3 separate regions of the Mus musculus genome follow, and all the other regions are linked to region 3. A link is a contact called in ENCODE POLR2A ChIA-PET data. All regions are on one chromosome and are shown on one strand. Each heading gives the region's core, a stretch centred on a gene start or an enhancer-like site at or near the end of the contact. The rest is flanking DNA. Distances are from core to core; before and after follow the strand shown.

The links. ChIA-PET counts read pairs that join two places held with the same protein, here RNA polymerase II (POLR2A).
Region 1: POLR2A ChIA-PET joins it to region 3 with 43 read pairs in Patski. The contact joins the promoter of Mus81 here to the promoter of Kat5 in region 3. POLR2A ChIA-PET finds 5 or more read pairs at or near these places in 4 of 5 experiments (Patski and embryonic stem cell).
Region 2: POLR2A ChIA-PET joins it to region 3 with 15 read pairs in Patski. The contact joins the promoter of Snx32 here to the promoter of Kat5 in region 3. POLR2A ChIA-PET finds 5 or more read pairs at or near these places in 2 of 5 experiments (Patski and embryonic stem cell).

Annotation. Positions count from the first base shown.
Region 1 is chr19:5,486,032-5,490,251 of GRCm38, reverse strand. It overlaps Mus81 (MUS81 structure-specific endonuclease subunit), which reads left to right and starts at 1,873. Exons shown (of 16, transcript NM_027877.4): 1 at 1,873-2,264; 2 at 2,361-2,490; 3 at 3,145-3,227; 4 at 3,664-3,765; 5 at 3,904-3,972; 6 at 4,138-4,220. The coding sequence starts at 2,130.
Region 2 is chr19:5,508,569-5,512,714 of GRCm38, reverse strand. Snx32 (sorting nexin 32) reads left to right here and starts at 2,198. Exons shown (of 13, transcript NM_001024560.3): 1 at 2,198-2,382. The coding sequence starts at 2,344. It also overlaps the pseudogene Gm31166.
Region 3 is chr19:5,607,522-5,612,199 of GRCm38, reverse strand. It overlaps Kat5 (K(lysine) acetyltransferase 5), which reads left to right and starts at 2,106. Exons shown (of 14, transcript NM_178637.2): 1 at 2,106-2,182; 2 at 2,282-2,348; 3 at 2,669-2,737; 4 at 2,828-2,964; 5 at 3,243-3,398; 6 at 3,488-3,562; 7 at 3,871-3,945; 8 at 4,236-4,484; 9 at 4,560-4,649. The coding sequence starts at 2,171.

The sequences.
Region 1 (4,220 bases), core at 624-3,123, 120 kb after region 3:
GAATATAATTCTCTACTTTCTTTATCCCAGAAATTAAGTGGTTTTTTGTTCTTTATGGTTCCTGAAAAAAGATTTTGAATCATCAGCTTGGGATCCTCTCTCACAGAAAAGAGAATCGCCAAGTATAACGGTGTCTTCAAGCCAATAGAAATGCTCCCGTGGAGTAAAATTTCAACAAATAGGATTTTTTAAAAAACAGGAAATGCTAACATAAAAAGTTTGAGAGCTTTGGCGTTGTCTAAAGACGTTTGGCAAATTGTTAGATCAAACGTAATTCATGGGGGAAGGGTGAAGAGTTGTGCACTAAAAATTTCCTTATGGCCGGGCATGGTGGCGCACACCTTTAATCCCAGCACTCGGGAGGCAGAGGCAGGCGGATTTCTGAGTGCGAGGCAAGCCTGGTCTACAAAGTGAGTTCCAGGACAGCCAGGGCTACACAGAGAAACCCTGTCTTGAAAAATCAAAAAACAAAACAAAACAAAACAAAACAAAAAAAAAACTTCTTTATGTTTCTTTTACGATACAGGAAAAGGAATACTTCAATTTAATTCCAGAGTTGATAGGTTTATGATCATTTTAGCACAAAGACTGAAGAGAATCTATATGAAAGCAAAAGTTTAAAATAAACTGGGGTGGGAACTCCAGGAGAATTTCTCTGACCTGAAACAATGACCATGGCCTTAGAAAAAAAGGGCAAAGTCGCAAACAACTCAGAGGCAAAGGAAACCGGGGCCCTTGACCTCCCCAAGCTGAATAAAGGGTGTAAAAGAGGAGCTTCCCCAGGAGCGAGGCAGCACGCAGAGGATGCCGGGGGTTGTAGTCAGGGGATTGTAGTCAGACTGCACCCGTGGGCTACACTGCGGGAGCTCCAGGTGACTGCACCCGTGGGCTACACTGCTGGAGCTCCAGGTGGAGGCCGAAGCTTGACCCCCTTCTCTCCCAAGGGCCCCTCCTAAGGAGAAGGCTGGCTCCACCTTTTTCGAGACTAGCAGTTTCCCAGAGCAACGGGGGGAGGGGCCACGCAGTTACCCTGGAGACGCACTCCTTCCGCCCCTGGTCGCGGGATGCCCTAGATGTCCTTATTAGGGCATAAGCCTCCAGAGGGCGTGCCCAGTCCAAGCGCCAGCTGCAGGCTCCTTATAAGGCTGCTTGAGGAAAGAGGCGGGTGCACAAAAGCTAGACTGAGAAGAGGGTCTGCGAATTGGGCTCCCGACGACTTCCGGAGTGACAGCGTGACAGCTGAAGACCGTGCGTTGTTCCAAACACTGAAGGGACCTCTATGTTCTATTGAGCCCTGTGTCCCTCAGCTTGAGACATCCCTGCCCCAGCAAGGTTCCCACCTTCATCCTCCCTGAGGCTCCTTCACTTTTAATGAGCCACAGAAGCGAAGTGTCTAACTAGCATCCCCGGGATCCAACCATGTGCCCACATTCGAACTCTCCACCTTCTAGGATACACCTCTTATTCCTCCTTGAAAGGGAGGAATTAAATACACATCTTCGCCATTCACCTAGCCTGAGTCTTCTGTGCACAAATATCCCCGACTTGGCACATTTCGAGATCTTTCTGCTTCTGCCTTAGCTTTATTTCATTCCTTGTACCCCTTTAAGATGTCCCTCCCACAAATATTCTTGGACTTGTGTCCGTCCCTCTCCTCCACTTTTCTTAAGCCCTCTTTTTCCCAGCCTCTTCTACGATAGTGAGCCTGAAATAGCCTTATGAGACCTTGAAGCAAGCCAAGTTCAGGTTTCTGAGTGTACCCCCACACCGGCCCTCCCAGTCACAGGGGGCGCTGTCCTCCTTTTTAACAGTCAGTACACAAAAAAAAAGAGTCTGCTCTCGAATTTTTGGGTGAGAGGAAAGGGTGGGTCAAAGCTCCATGGCCTGGGTGGGGCCTGTCCAAAAGGCTGGTGCCGGCGGGCGAATGGGGGCGGTTCTAAGGAAAGGCCGTGCAAACCGAGCTAGCCTCTTACTGCATAGTACATGGCGAAAGGAGGTCATTCCATGAGCTGGTGCCCTGCTAGGTTGGAGAGACCCTACCCTCAAACAAGTGTTCTTATACCAACTGAATTGTCGCGATCCTAGTCTCAGGGGTTTTTTGAGACTCTGAAGGAGCCAGTCTAGTTCTTATGGCGGAGCCGGTCCGCCTGGGCCGGAAGCGTCCGCTGCCCGTTTGCCCCAACCCGCTCTTCGTTCGTTGGCTGACCGAGTGGCGGGACGAGGCAGCCAGCAGGGGGCGCCACACGCGTTTCGTGTTTCAAAAGGTGAGTCCCAGCTGTTTCTGGTGACAGTGCTCTGGCAGAGTCAGGTGATCCGTGAATCCTAGTTTGATAAGCTCTCTTCTCCCTTGTGTTCGCCAGGCATTGCGCTCCCTCCAACGGTACCCGCTACCATTGCGCAGCGGGAAGGAAGCCAAGATACTCCAGCACTTCGGAGACAGGCTCTGCCGCATGCTGGACGAAAAGCTGAAGCAGCACCTAGCATCAGGCGGTGAGCACCTCAGGGAGTTGGTGTCTCCTAAATTTCTTAGGTGCAGGCTGTGTCTACTCTGGCTTCAAATTACCCCCTCACAACGTGGTTGCTGTTCGACCCACGACTAGTGATTGTTGATGCTCCCTAAGCCTCCTGGTTCTCAACGAACAGAGCTAGCCGCCTGAGATTGGTGGCATTGTGAAACAAGTCTGTAACCATTTAGGAGGTGGGGGTAGAAGACTCAGGCGTTCAAGAGCATTCTCAATTTCATAGTGAGTTCGAGGCTAGCCTGGGCTATCTGAGACTATCTCCAAAAAAAAAAAGTGACATGGGTAGGGCATGGTGATTTGTACTTTTAATCCCAACACCCAGAAGAAGCAGGGGCAAGAGAATCTTTGTGAGTTTGAGGTCAGCCAGGGCTTGACGCAGTGAGCCCCTGCTTCCAAACCAAAACCCCAATTCGGGGGAATCCAGCCCCTACTTCTGACCTCTTCTAGTATTGCATGCAAGTGATGCATAGACATACTCACAGGTGAAACACTCATACACATACAAGAAAACACAAAAACGTTTTAAAATATGACACTCAAATTCACACACTGAGCAACTCCATCTAAGCTCCTCCGGGCAGCCAGACTGTGTGCAGGACTAACTCTCTTCTGATCTCTATAGGTGACCATGCCCCCAGCTCACCATCTGGAAAGAAGGGAGCCAGCAAAGGGCCACCTGAGCAAGTCCAGGACTCTTCCATGCCAGTGAGGATTGGGAAAGGAAGTAGAAAGCTAAATGGGGGGAGGGGTCGTTGATTGTAGACTTCTTGGTTTGAGGGGTTGAACAGCCCTGGATCCAGCTCTTATTGATTGAGATTGGCTTGGGACAGTCTCTTACCCTCTTTGAGAGGCACCACCTTAAATCCTAAGTAGGATTATTGGGATCACGGTAGTCAGACTCCCAAAGAGAGCTGCCAAAAGATCCAGCCCAGGAAGTTGTGGGACGTGTACCATGTTACTGTTCTCCAGGGGTTGGGGCTGGGCCTGGGCCTGGGCCATACCCCCAACTTTTGCTCTGGCCACCATCACATTCCAGATTTACTAGGGCTTGTAGCCTCATCTCCCTCGCCAGGCCCATGGGGCCTGCTGAAACCTCAGCTGACAGGCATTGGAATTCAGCGAGCCCCTCTGTCTCTCTCAGGTTCCCACCCAGCCTCAAGCAGGAAGCACCAGTGTTGGCTATTGGCCAGCTCAGAACTCAGGTGCTCGAGAGATCCTGCTGCAACTCTACAGGGAGCACCTGGTGAGCAAGTCAGGCGCGTGGGTGGGGCAAAGCAGCAGGCTCACAGAAATATGCCTGGACAGCATGCAAACTGGCCACCGCATAGCAGGGGGAGGAGCGCTGGACCTGAACCTACGCTCACTTCAACCATTGTTTCAGAATTCTGATGGCCACAGCTTCCTAACCAAAGAGGAGCTGCTGCAGAAGTGTGCCCAGAAGACCCCCAGGGTGAGCATCTTCTGAGAGTGGGCAGGTAGATCCCATGGCAGCTCTCCCTCCATGGCAGGCACCCTTGGTATGCAGCCTGATCCAAATGTGGCATATGGCTAGGGGCCCGGGAAGTGTAGGCTTGGAGTATTAGGGACTCTCTGAGGGTCTCCATCCCTTTCACAGGTAGTGCCTGGAAGTTCGAAACCCTGGCCTGCCCTCCGGAGCCTCCTCCATAGGAACCTCATCCTTGGAACGCATCGGCCAGC
Region 2 (4,146 bases), core at 949-3,448, 100 kb after region 3:
CCAGCCACCCTTGACCCATTTCTCAAACTGTTCTTCAAGCAGGAAACAGTGTCCTTCTTAGCATTCGCCCCAATATTGTTTCTTTCTCCTTAAAATGTTTCCATTGTCCTCTCTGCCATTCTTCACTGTGGGCTTGGCTCCATGCCCAGGGGCTCCCATGCTCCCTTGAGGTCCACACTCCTCATTCATATTCACTCTTTCAAGACCAACAAAGTCCTTGGCTCCAGCTTCTCCTTTACTTGAGATACTCCAATCTCCTTTTTCACTTTCACTTTTTCATCCACCTGACTCCTTGGGGCTTTCTCCAAGTGTGTCTTGCTCTTCCTTAGGGACAGATGCATCAGCAATCTCTCTCATTCCATCCAAGACATGACTATCAGTTTCTGCCCCTGTCTTGGCTCCTCCGTGGCCATCCATCCCTTCTACACTTTCAGAAGGAATTTCCTGACTCAGATTTTCCATCTCACCTTCACCACCAGTAACACTGACCACTCTTTCAATAGTCTCTTCCGAGGCACTTCCTGTTCTCGAGTGCTCTTTCAGTTGCACCTCAGCCGACTCCAACTCCTCAATATTTGACTCCAGTAGATCTTCAGTGGATCTTGAATTTTTATCACCAGTTCTCAGCTTCTCTCCACTGGATCTAAATTTCTCTCTACTCAACTTTGCCTTCTCTCTGATGGACCCCCGCCTCTCTCCACTGTCTGACACCTTCTCTCTGATGGACCCCCGCCTCTCTCCACTGTCTGACACCTTCTCTCTGATGGACCCCCGCCTCTCTCTAGTGTCTGAAATCTTCTCTCTGATGGATCCTCGCCTCTCTCCACTGTCTGACATCTTCTCTCTGATGGATCCTCGCCTCTCTCCACTGTCTGACATCTTCTCTCTGATGGATCCCCGCCTCTCTCCACTGTCTGATACCTTCTCTCTGATGGACCCCCGCCTCTGTCTACTCTCTGTCGCCTTCTCTCTAATGGATCCCCGCTTCTCTTCACTGTCCGTCTTCTCTCTGATAGACCCCCGCCTCTCTCTACTGTCCATTTTCTCTACAACAGACCCCCGCCTCTCTCTACTGTCCATTTTCTCTACAACAGACCCCCGCCTCTCTCTACTGTCCATTTTCTCTACAACAGACCCCCGCCTCTCCCTACTGTCCATTTTTTCAGCAGAAGACCTCCGCTTCTCTCCCCTGCCTACCACCTTGTCTCCAATGGGTACCCGTTTTTTCAAGTTCTCTCCACTAGACTCCAGTTCCTCATTCGGCCTCAGCTGATCCCCTCTGGACCTCAAGTCCCCTCCAGTGGTCCTCAACCTGTCCCTAGATTTCAAGTTTTCCCCACGCTCTGCAGTCATCTCTGCACTCGTAGTTACACCAGCTTTGAGTCTATCCTCCAACTCTCTCCAAATCTCTGGGCTGTCATACTCCAAACTTGCTCGAGCCTGCACCGCCCTTCTTACACTGCTCAGGAGCTTCGCGACCACTGCCTCCTGTTGCAGGCCCGATTTCTCTCTTGAGAACTTCTTCCCGGTGCCCTCCAGCTTCCAGTCCTCAGATTCCAACTTTGGGTTAGACTTTTGCACGTTTCTGTCCAAGAGTTCCACTCTCTTCCCAATCACGATGAGTCCATTCCAGGGTACCCACACCTTCTCTTTCTCTCTCACTTGCGCCTTCTTGCAGTGTGACTTCGGTGGCGATTTCCTTTGGTCCCCCCGAAGAATATGGGCGCGGGGTATCCGGGCCTTATTGCGTCCCCGCGGCTCCTTAAGCTGCTTACTCCGTACTTTCTGGCCCGGGTGTGAAAACTGGAACGGAAGCGCTTTCTCCACAGACATTGCAGCCTGCCCTCGTCCCTAGACCCCCTGACCCACTCGAGTTCCCCATTCCTCCCTACCCAAACCTCCCTCCCAACCCTCGCCCCCCCTCCGGACTCCCCGCCCCGCCCACCGCCTGGTGGCGCCAAGCTGCCCTAGTGCGCATGTGCGCCTCTGCTCGTGCCCGTTAGAAGAAGGCGGGTCCCGGAACGGCCGGATTCGTAGGGGTCCACCTGCGGGACTGACACGTGACCTCTACCCTCAGGCCCTGGCCTATCCTGGTCCGGCTTTCTGGTGCCGCTTAAATGCCCACGTAAGATTGATAGGCCTCAAAGCCAATAGAGGCTCATGTGGTAAAACTGCTGTCTAATCAGAAGGAGCAGCTGTGGGCAATGGGACCCACCCAGGGAGGCCGCAGCTAGTGTCAATGTCAGCTGATAGCATCCCTACAAGGTTCCCTCACCCAAGCTCTTGGAACGCGCAGGCCGTGGCTTGTCGTAGGATTCCTGTATATCCCAGCTAAGGAGCACCATGGAGGAGCAACATCAGGAAGCTGGAAATGAGAGTAAGGTAAAGGAAGGAAATAAAACGTCTTCCTACTCCACCTCACTTCATCATACCATACCAAGCAGGGAGAGAGATCTGAGCACGGGAATGCGGCGCTTCTAAGGCCCCTGCATAGGGCCAGGTTGAGGATGCAAAGATAATCAGGATTTTTGTCCCAGCCTGCATAGATGGAATCCCGCCTCTGCCCCCTCCCCCAAATCAACTCAGTACTGTCGTGATGGGGGAGAACAAGGCAGTCTGCAAGCGACTGAGAAGGGTGAGAGAGTCCTGTTGAGTTTACAGGCTCACCTGTGTATTCGTGCCTATATATTTGTAAGACCATCCATCCATTCTTCGTTTATTCCTCTCAGCCTCAGTCAGCAGTTATTGGGGAGCTTCATTGTTTTGGATTGCATCAACTCTCACTTGAGGTAGGAGTGTAGTGAGCTGGGACAGAGATAGGGGATGGAGCTGCTGTGCTGTGTTCTGAAAGTCACATCTCTGTCAAGCAGAGTGGGTGAGAGTAGAGATAGACATCAAGAAGAAAACCAAGGACAAGGGGTCCTGCTGCAGCAAAGAGCTAGTCTGCCTGTGTTTGAAGGGGGGGAGTGAGGGCAGAAAGCCTGCCTTGGTAGTGTCACACAATCCAAGAAGTGGCATTTGGGATTCAAATGGAATTTGGAGGGCTGGCCATGGCTTTCTGTTTATACATGTTCATATAGAAATGTATATAAATAGCCAGGCATGGTGAGACACACCTTTAATCCTGGAATTTCAGCGGTAGAAGCAGAGGCAGAAACAGGAAGACCTTTATGAGTTCAAGGCCAGCTTGGTCTACATAGAGTGTTATAGGCAAGCCAGGGCTATATAGTGAGATCCTGTCTCAATAGTAAAAGGATGTATATATGTACATATGCCGTGTGTGTGTGTGTGTGTGTGTGTGTGTGTGTGTATGCTTAGAACATGTTTATAAAGTGATTAGAAGCCAGATATAATCCCAGCACTTATGAGGGTGGGGCAGGAGGATAACCACGAGTTTAAGGCCTGCTGGAACTACAGTGTGAGAGTTTGTCATAAATACATAAATTTATTTTTTAAAAGATTTATTTATTTTATGTTTATAAGTATACTGTAGCTGTACTTGTGGTTGTGAGGCATCATGTGGTTTCTGGGAATTGAACTCAGGACTTCTGCTCACTCTGGCCCCGCTTGCTCCGGCCTCACTCGCTCTGATCCAAAGATTTATTTATTATTATATGTAAGTGCACTGTAGCTGTCTTCAGACACACCTGAAGAGGGCATCAGTTCTCATTATGGATGGTTGTGAGCCACCATGGCGTTGCTGGGATTTGAACTCAGGACCTCTGGAAGAGCAGTCAGTGCTCTTAACCTCTGAGCCATCTCTCCAGCCCCATAAATTTATTTATTAGAACAATGCCTAATATATTATAAGGCCAAATATAAATATTACCTACTGGTATTGTTGTGGGTGCTATTCCTGAGTGGGTACTGAGAATGCGTTCTGAAAGTTGAATTATTAAACTGATGAATGTGCCCAGATTTGTACAGGCAATATTTTCTGAAAATTCTTTTTAATATTCATTCTCTAGATTAAATACTGCCTTCACAAAAGATCTTTCAATTTCAAAGGCAAAGCTGGAGAGATTGCCCAGTCCTTAGGTGCTCTTGCGACTCTTGTAAAGGACCTGAGTTTGGTTCTCAGCACCCAAATTAGGAATCTCTGAACTGCCTGTAGCTCCAGCTACTGGGGCTCTGATGCCAGGGCTA
Region 3 (4,678 bases), core at 857-3,356:
GGTTCAGGGCTGGAGAGATGGCTCAGTGGTTAAGAGCACTGACTGGTCCTGAGTTTGATTCCCAGCAACCACATGGTGGCTCATAACCATACATTTGTAATGAGATCTGGCGCCTTCTTCTGGAGTGTCTGAAGACAGCTACAGTGTACTTACATATAATAAATAAATAAACCTTTTAAAAAAAGGTGTTGGGGGGGTGGGGGGGTAGGGGGGTGGGGGTGAGATAGCTCAGTGGGTAAGAGCACCCGACTGCTCTTCTGAAGGTCAGGAGTTCAAATCCCAGCAACTACATGGTGGCTCACAACCATCCGAAACAAGATCTGACTCCCTCCTCTAGAGTGTCTGAGGACAGCTACAGTGTACTTACATATAATAAATAAATAAATAAATAAATAAATAAATAAATCTTTTTTTAAAAAAGTGTTCAGTTCCCAGCACCCACAATGCCTCCTTCTGGCCTTCACAGGCACTGTGTGTAATGGGTGCATGACATACTCAGGTGAACAGACATAAATAAATAAAATAAAATACATAAATTAAAAAAAAAAAAGCCTCACGGAGCCAAAGCAAGGAAGCAGCAATGGCTCCACCCCTGTGAGGCTGTTGTGAGTAACAGTGGTGATGCTTCAGTTCCTCAGGGGAAGACTGGATGTTCTGAAAGATGGCACAACTCAGAACTCACAAGAGAGAAAAATGCCGTGTGCTGTCATATGCCTGTTGTCATCCTTGTGACAAGTCCCAGGCCAAGCAGGGCTACACAGTGAGACTTCACCTCAGAACAAACAATAACAAAAGGCCTATTGGCTTTTCAGTACTTCTTATGCTGAACATATTTTGCACACAGATCAAATCCAAGTGTTATTATTAATGCTCCTGTGATGAAACCAATCCTTTACTTCTGCACATAAACTCTTCTCAAAGTGGCCAAATGGACCCGAAACCATTTAAACTGGGAACACTTAGAAGTAAGGCTAAAGGGCCCCACTACACCCTTTAGGCATGTTATCAATATCTGTGATAGTTATTTTTGGTTGTCCATTTGACTACATCTGGATTTCACTAAAACCCAAAAATGGAAGAACACATACGTGAACAATTTTGCCTACTCTGAAGTGGGAAAACCCACTGCTTTGTGTTTTTAAGAGGATTTCTCAGTGTAGCCCTGGGTGTCTTGGAACTTGCTCTGTAGACCAGGCCTGCCTCTGCCTCCCCAGTGCTGGCAAGCTGGCTTGGTGGAAGATCCACTTTGAATTCACATCTTTGAGGAGGGAGAACACACCTTTGTTATTCAAACCTATTCTTGTTATTCAAAGTCAGAAGATGCACCTTCTGCTGGAAACTAAAAGAAAGACATGAAACAAGATTTTCCTCCCTGCCACCCCCAGGACAGGGCTTATCTGTGTAACCCCGCTTGTCCTGGAACTGACTCTGTAGACAACGCTGGCCTCAACTCATAGAGCTTCGCCTGCTTCTGCCTCCACTGCCAGCCTGCTTTTACTCTGCCTACTTGCTCTCACTCTCGTTGACAAGTCCGCTCCTTCACTGTCATTAGCGCCTACTTCTTTGGGATTCTGATGTATAATGAAGACCAACTGAGACATCCATTCTTGTTGACTGAATGCCTACTGGAATTTTGAACCTTCCATGTATACAGCCACATATATACTATTTTAAAAATAGAAATCCAGTATTAACGGAAAAATCTTGCTAAGCCCCCAGGCCTGTGCAATCTTATGCAGACACCTGGGTGGATCTCTAAATCCCTTCAGGTCTACTGACTCCCCAGGGTTCAAAACCCCACTCCTTAGCTTCTTACTCAGGGTGACACCTCACACTGCCACTAAGAGGCTCGCCAGAACACTGCCTCTAGACAAAGCCTAAACATGATCTGAGTGACCGGCGTCGCACCCGGTGGGCGTCACGTGACAGACTCGGCGTTCCTCCAATCGCTGTGCGAGGAGCGGGGATTCCATCTAGTACTTGGCCTCAGGTTTACAACGTCCTGCTCTTCCATTCCCCAAACGGGCCGGCTTTTTGCTACCAACCAGCTAGCAGTGATTCTCAAGTGTTTCCCTTTCAAACAGCTTCAAGGGGCTCGGGCCTATAGCGCACTCAGCTCCGGAAGTGACGTCTCCCAGAGGGGCCGGAAGTGGCAGTGGAGGGAGGGAAGATGGCGGAGGTGGTGAGTCCGGTGCCCGGGGCGGGGCGGAGGGAGCCAGGGGAGGTGGGTAGAGCCCGAGGCCCCCCAGTAGCCGACCCTGGCGCCGCGCTGTCTCCCCAGGGGGAGATAATCGAGGGCTGCCGCCTGCCCGTGCTGCGGCGCAACCAGGACAACGAAGATGAGTGGCGTGAGTGACGTCGGGGGGCGGGTCCAAGGAACCTGAGGGCGAGGGGCGGGAGGGAGTCAACGATCGCACGGGAGGGGGAGGGGCTTCTGCAATCCCGGGGCGGTCGCAGATACTCGGGAGGAGGGGCGTGGCTTTTGGACGTACGGAGATGATCCGGGCGGGGCTTGGAGAGAGGTGTCACTTGGTGACTAAAGGGGTCTTGAACCAGCCCCTCTGAGTGCTGGGACACAGGCCTCCAGCCTGGAGGTGGGATTCAGGTCGAAGGGTGGAGTCTCCTGACCTGCCCTGGCTAAGACTCCCTGTCTGTGTGGTTCTCATAGCCCTGGCTGAGATCCTGAGCGTGAAGGACATCAGTGGCCGAAAGCTTTTCTATGTCCATTACATTGACTGTGAGTCCTGGGCCTGGATGGAGTGGGGTTGCTGGAGAGGGTTGAGGGCAGCCTCTGGCATTCCCTCCTGAGCCGTTTTCACTGCTGCAGTCAACAAACGTCTGGATGAATGGGTGACTCACGAGCGGCTGGACTTAAAGAAGATCCAATTTCCCAAGAAAGAGGCCAAGACACCTACCAAGAACGGACTTCCTGGGTCCCGCCCCGGCTCTCCCGAAAGAGAGGTGGTGAGTAGGTCCCCCATTTCATCTTTTCTCTCCTGCCTCTTCCTTCTTGCATCTCTTGGCCTCAGGGGTTCCTGAATGGGCAGGAGGCAGCATTCTTCTGCCATGGCTTCAGCTTGCAAAGGATGGGGACCAAGTTGCAGGCGTAGCTTCCAGAGTCCAGCACTGCCTTGCTTTAGAGAAGGCAGAGGGTGGGATTCCATGCTGAGGGGCCCATCCCCCCCTTCGCCATCCCACCACCATCCCCACCCCAGAGGAAGACCCTGGACCTATCTCTGCAGCCGGCCTCCGCCCAGGCCAGCGGGAAGACCTTGCCAATCCCGGTCCAGATCACACTCCGCTTCAACCTGCCCAAGGAGCGGGAGGCCATCCCAGGTGGCGAGCCTGACCAGCCGCTCTCCTCCAGCTCCTGCCTGCAACCCAACCACCGCTCAACGGTACCCTCAGCAATTCCAGGGACCTTGCTTTCTTCTCAGGTCCCACCTTCTCTACCTTCTGACCCACCTTTCCTGGTTTCTCTCTGCAGAAACGGAAGGTGGAGGTGGTTTCACCAGCAACCCCAGTGCCCAGCGAGACAGCCCCAGCCTCGGTTTTCCCTCAGGTGAGTCTTCCAGTCTTTTTTCATGTGTCTGAATGTTTTGTCTGTGTTTTGCATGTGTTCTACTTGCATGCCTGGTGCAGGTGGGCAGAAGAGGGCATTGGAGCCACTGAAACTGGAGTTAGAGATGGTTGTGAGCCACTCTGTGGGTCCTGGGAAAAGAACCCAGGAAGTCCTCTGGAAGATCAGGGCTCTTAACCACTGAGCCATCCCAACAGCCTGCCTGGTCTTTCCCCTCTTATTCCTTGCTGTCTAGCATCCTCCTCCAGGATCATCTCACGGTCGCTCTTTCTCTTGTGTCTTGTCCACAGAATGGGTCAGCCCGTAGGGCAGTGGCAGCCCAGCCTGGACGGAAGCGGAAATCTAATTGCTTGGGCACTGATGAGGTGGGTCTTGAGGAGCAGAGGGAGAGGGAAGCCGGGAAAGGGGGAGTGGGCTTGGGCATGGTGTTCACTCGGTGAGGCCTTAGGCAGGGAGGGTGGTGGCTGGGAGCCAAGCAGATGAACCCCTGGGCCTCTTCTACTCTCAGTTTCTCAGCCTCGCTTTATTTTGGAAGTGGAGGTTGGTGCTTTGCCCTTAGCTGATGTTAGACTTGCAGGAAGAAGCCAATGGCAGTGTCGTGCGCCACGCTCTGCTTAACTGCTACCATCTAGTATTTGCCATCTGCCTTGGGCAGGATTCTCAGGACAGCTCAGATGGAATACCGTCAGCACCACGAATGACTGGCAGTCTGGTGTCTGACCGGAGCCACGACGACATTGTCACCCGGATGAAGAACATTGAGTGTATTGAGCTTGGCCGGCACCGCCTCAAGCCGTGGTACTTCTCCCCGTACCCACAAGAGCTTACCACGCTACCCGTCCTCTACCTGTGCGAATTTTGCCTCAAATATGGCCGTAGCCTCAAGTGTCTGCAACGCCACTTGGTATGAGGGGTCTTGGGAGGCTGCCTATCCAGAGTACCCTCACCAGTCCCCACCTGATCCTCCTTTTGTCCTTAGACCAAATGTGATCTTCGGCACCCTCCAGGCAATGAAATTTACCGCAAGGGCACCATCTCCTTTTTTGAGATTGATGGACGGAAAAACAAGGTTAGTGGCTTGGGCACGGCTGGGCTGGA